2 separate regions of the Homo sapiens genome follow, and region 2 is linked to region 1. Evidence: chromatin loops called from intact Hi-C (ENCODE). Cell type or tissue: IMR-90. All regions are shown on one strand.

Region 1 (2,500 bases):
GTGAGATTATGCAGTAAGTGTAAATCGATGAACAATTGAATACTCAGGAAAATGATTGCTGCCTGCGTACTCACCAGATATCTCAGTTTCTGGCAGGTCATGACTCCCTTTTCTATTTCTTCTAAGAAAAATATCTACATCTTATTACCTCTTGCCCTTCATTTAAGTTTTGCCCTCTGGAAAATACTTTCTCCTCATAAAATTCCATTCAGACACCACTATTTTCCAGTCTAAATATACTATTTCATTCCCATTTCTCACAGGCCACAACCCCAAGATCACTAATACGCCCTATAAAATTTAATTGCTCCAGCCACTGCCCAACTTCAACAGGACATACTTGGATGTCCTGCGTCCCTTATTCTGGGTACCATTTGCTTCGAAAAGTCCTAAAATTGATGTTTGCCTATTGTGTAATACTAGATAGGTACTGAGCTAATAATTTAAAAATTAACAAAGGTTAAGTTCACCCTAAACATGGCTCTATTCAGGGTCAACAAGAATCTTCACGTTGCTAGTGATCAGACCCAACACTCACATGACTATCTCCATGAACAGCTATCTCAAATTTCACATGTTCCAAACTGAAACTCTATTATTCTTCCATTAACCTGGCCCACTTACACTCGTCCTCAAAGTTTCTCAGTTATTAATATCCTCCTTACAATTGCTCAGGCCAAAAGCCTTATTGTTATTCTTGAATACTTTCTTCACATTCCCTATCTAATTCATCAGCAAATTCAGTAAGCTCTTCCTTCAAACTATACCCAGAATTTCTGCAAGCCCATCTCAAGCCTCCCTTCAGCACCACTCTGATTCATACCACAGCCATCTCTCACCTGGCTCAATACAATAGATCCTAGCTGGTCTCCTTGCTAGTCAACACAGCAGCAAAAATGATCCTGTTAAAACACAAGCCAGCTCATGGTTCTCGTCTCAGTGTCCTCTGACAGCTTGGCAGTTCTTTCAGAATAAAAGCCGGTCTTTACAATGGCCTGCCAAGCCCTACAAGGTCCACCTTCTCCTTCCCTTACCATGCTTCAGCCATGCTGGTCTCCTCGTGTCTTTGAACCATACCAGGCACATTCAGGCCCAGTTCCCCTGGAATGTTTTCCCCAAAGACACACATACTCTGCTCCCTCGCCTCCTTCAAGTCCATATTCAAATGTTGTCTTGTTAAAAAAAGAGCTGGAGTTCTTTTTTTCTTAGAACTACTAGCTCTAAGAACTATTTCCAGGAAAAGACAGAAATCTATTGATTTTATTCTATATAACCTGTCAAAATGTTTCAACATTTCAGAATGAGAAATACATTTTTAAAAGAATATTTTAGAATTTCAATTTTAGAGTGAAATAACCCAAAGCAGGTTTGCTTTCTCTCTTTTGATTGTTGTGATGGCCTTACAGTTCCCTAGTCTAATAGCATACGTCTTTTCTAAAATGCTCTTAGGTGATTTGATTGGGCAAGATTTCCTCATCAGGTGCCCCACGTGCACCCATGGAAGGTCCCCCCTCTTCTAGTGGGTGCCTGAGTTCCCACCTCAAGACCTGAATGTACACTAGTCCCTCCAATGAGACCACTGCTACTCCACACCAAGACGGCTGAAATTCTACACATACACTGTGGCCCAGATAGATGCTCCCTGTTCCATGAATTCTTCTCTGATCTCTCTTGCAAAAAGCCACCTCTTCTTCCTGGGAAACCAGAGCATTGATTTGCACTCATTCTTGCATTCATTCTTGTATACAACCTTTTTATGTGACTTGTGTCCCTTAAACAGGTATTCTAATTTAATTTAGGAGTATAATTATAATCTTACTAGGTATTTATAAACTTGAGATTATAAACTGCATTTTACTTGCTACTTTATTGGCCTAACATAAAATGAGAATTCAATAAAATGGTTATTGAATAATTAGATAAAAATGGAATAAGTAATAAGCAAATTAAGATAGGGTCTTAAACTGCTCTTTTTAAATAGTCATTGTTTTTCTTAATTAGGCGCATTTAAATAAGAGTGTCATTGTAATTTTTTTTTTTTTTTTCTTGAGACAGAGTCTCACTGTGTCACCCAGGCTGGAGTGCAGTGGCCCAGTCTCGGCTCACTGCAATCTCCACCTCTCCGGTTCAAGCAATTCTCCTGCCTCAGCCTCCTGAGTAGCTAGGATTACAGGCACATGCCACCATACCCAGCTAATTTTTGTATTTTCAGTAGAGATGGTGTTTTGCCATATTGGCCAGGCTGGTCTCAAACCCCTGACCTCAGGTGATCCACCTGCCTCGGCCTCCCAAAGTGCTGGGATTACAGGTATGAGCCACCGCGCCTGGCTGTAATCTTAATAATATCAGTGACAGTAGTATTTAAATTGCCACCAATAATTTTGATGTCATTATTTAAAATATGTTTTTTATTATTAAAAATGCCTACTACTAATATTTTCCTTGGCTTTCTATCTTCAAGTATGGTTGTGTTTACATAAAATACATGGTATATAAAGTA
Region 2 (2,500 bases), 160 kb before region 1:
TCCAAACAGAAACTATAGTTTCCCAGAAGCATACACTTACAACAACACAGATACACAATTCTTTATATACAATTCTGAAATCCCCAAGAATCTAAATCCAAAAGTATTTGTAACTCATTTAGAGGCAAAATCTTCTCTGAACTGACAGGCCTATGTATTACCTTGTTTTTCTTTATTTAGTATGAATATTCATTTGTTTCACAGCAGAAATATCAATGTAATTGCAAGGTCATGAGTTGCTGACTCATACCTGTAGGAGGTATTCTGCAATAATTGCTAACATAACATTTTATCTTTATTGGGATTACCAAACATCCTGTATCCCAATAAATATCTTGTCTTAGGGATTTTGGAGACTTGTAACATGAGGCTTGTGACATAGAATCCGATTGACCCAGCTTCGAGATCATCTGACGATGCGATGCTGCAGTTCTAGGTGAAGATTGTTTGGTTCTCACAGGCTGAGTGGTTCTGGGGTCAGCCATAGGTTGGGTCTACTCCAAAGCAGACTCGGGACAGCCTTGGAGATGCCAAACACTTCCCGTCCTGAGCTTAACCTTGATTCCTGTGGCCCTTAGAATGATTATTCTTACAGCAACACACCCAAGTGCTAGAACCAGTAGCCACGTTAAAAAATGGATGAGCACTGGCCAATTCGATCTGAGTTTGAATCCCTGACCTATCACTTACCAGTTCTGTACCCTTGACAGGTTTATCAAGTTTTTTAAACTTCAGCTTCTCATCCTTAAAGTGGGAATTTTAATAGCGTTTTTGAGGGCTGTGTAAGTTTTAAATGGCACAGCATATGTAAAAGGGCTTTCTGTGGTGACTTATTCCTACTAAATGTTCAGTAAAAGTCAGATTATTTTCCCCTTTCATTTGTTGGCATTTCCGTACTATTTCCATCAACAGAAATCTCTACCATAAGGCTATTTGTGAAGATTTTCTTCAAATAACTGATTTATTGTGGTGGTGGTTGTTAATTAAAATAACTGATGATTGTTATTGTTTTTTTATTTCTGAATCTCAGTCTGGATCTGTGCCATCTTAAAGTCCAGAAAGTTGAATTGGTTTAATTCCAATAGTATTCTGCCAAGATTTTTTTTAAGAAAACAAACTCTGTTAATAATGTATGAGGTTTATAATGCACATGTATCACAGTTTACAGGAAACAGAGAAAAATACCCCTAAGTGGTAAAGTGTGTTTATTGTAGGTCAACTAATCACATTTCTTAAACCTGGAATATATGAAATTTGATGCTTGGCTGTAGTCTGTGAAGAACTGCTGGGCATGGACTGTACCTTGGCTGTGATTCATTCTGATCTTATGAAGGCTGGAGCTCATGACTATAGAGTATGAGGCTGGCATGACTAATTCCCTTATAATTATCAAAAGGTCTTGAGTCAAAAAGTTATCTCCCGAGTTTGATCACAAGTCGTAAATGCACAAGGAGAGATTCCCTCCAGTGTTCAAGTTTCTCTCTGCTGCTGACTTGGGCGGCATGGGAGCCCCTTCTTAGGCCACCAGAGAGCCTCACGGTGAGGTGCTGGATGATACTCTCAGACCCTTCTCCTCAAGTAAAGGAGGACATGCTACACAAGGAAGGATTGCAAGTTTATGGAGGTGGCTTTATAGGTCAGTGGGGAAAGGAAGGACAATTTAATAAACAGTCATAGGACAGATAGACATTATAAAATAAAATAAGCCTCCCTAATTTGGATCTGAGGAAATCAATGCCAGGTGATGTGAAGACTTGAACAGAAAAAAATTTATAAGAAAATACGATATGACTTTAGGAGAGTGATACAATTTAGACGTTTGCTCCTTTTGAGTCTCATGGTGAAATGTAATCCCCAGTGTTGGAGGTAGGGCCTGGTGGGAGATGCCTGGTCATGGGGGCAGATCCCTCATGAATGGGGGTTGGTGCTGTCTTCGCACAAATTAGAGTTCTCTCTCTAATTTCACATGAGATCTGGTTGTTGAAGTGTGTGGCACCTCTCCCCTCACTCTCGCTCCCTCTCACCATGTGACATGCCTGCTCCTGCTTCACTTTCTGCCATAAAAGTTTCCTGAGGCCTCACCAGAAGCTAAGCAGATGCTGTGCCATGCTTCCTGTACAGCCTGCAGAACCATGAGCCAATTATACCTCTCCTTTATAAATTACCCAGGCTTACATAATGCTTTATAGCAATGCAGAAACAGCCTAATACAGATAGGGAAGGAGTCTTTAAAAAGACAAAAATGCACAAATCATGAAAAGAAAATGTGGCCAAATTTTACTAAATGAAAGTTAAAACTTCTGTAGAACAAAAGGTACCAAAAGTTACCATAACACTATTTTTATAAAAGTTGGAAATGTGCAAAATAAGTCTATATATTATTTTTTATATTATGTATATAACATGTATGTATGTGGGATGTGTGTATATATGTATGTATATATAAATATATATATAAACAGCATAAAATACGCTTAAGAAAAACATGCATTAAAATTCA

What was found. Hi-C counts contacts between places; a loop is a spot of excess contacts. Peaks named below come from ENCODE experiments on the same cell type or tissue, not always from the same donor. Only the 100,000 strongest peaks of a DNase experiment are listed, where the experiment ranks them.
Region 2: it touches region 1 in a loop (2.0-fold over the local background); 4 of 110 quality-filtered maps call a loop at or near these places.

What each region holds. Positions count from the first base shown.
Region 1 is chr2:150,783,669-150,786,168 of GRCh38, forward strand. No RefSeq gene overlaps it. Among named protein-coding and RNA genes, the nearest start is that of LINC02612, 160 kb to the left of the region's middle. In IMR-90, no CTCF peak of the experiment used is centred here; no DNase peak of the experiment used is centred here.
Region 2 is chr2:150,620,708-150,623,207 of GRCh38, forward strand. No RefSeq gene overlaps it. Among named protein-coding and RNA genes, the nearest start is that of LINC02612, 6.9 kb to the right of the region's middle. RefSeq lists an enhancer at 1-744. In IMR-90, no CTCF peak of the experiment used is centred here; a DNase peak (open chromatin) is centred at 1,314; H3K27ac peaks cover 1,509 bases.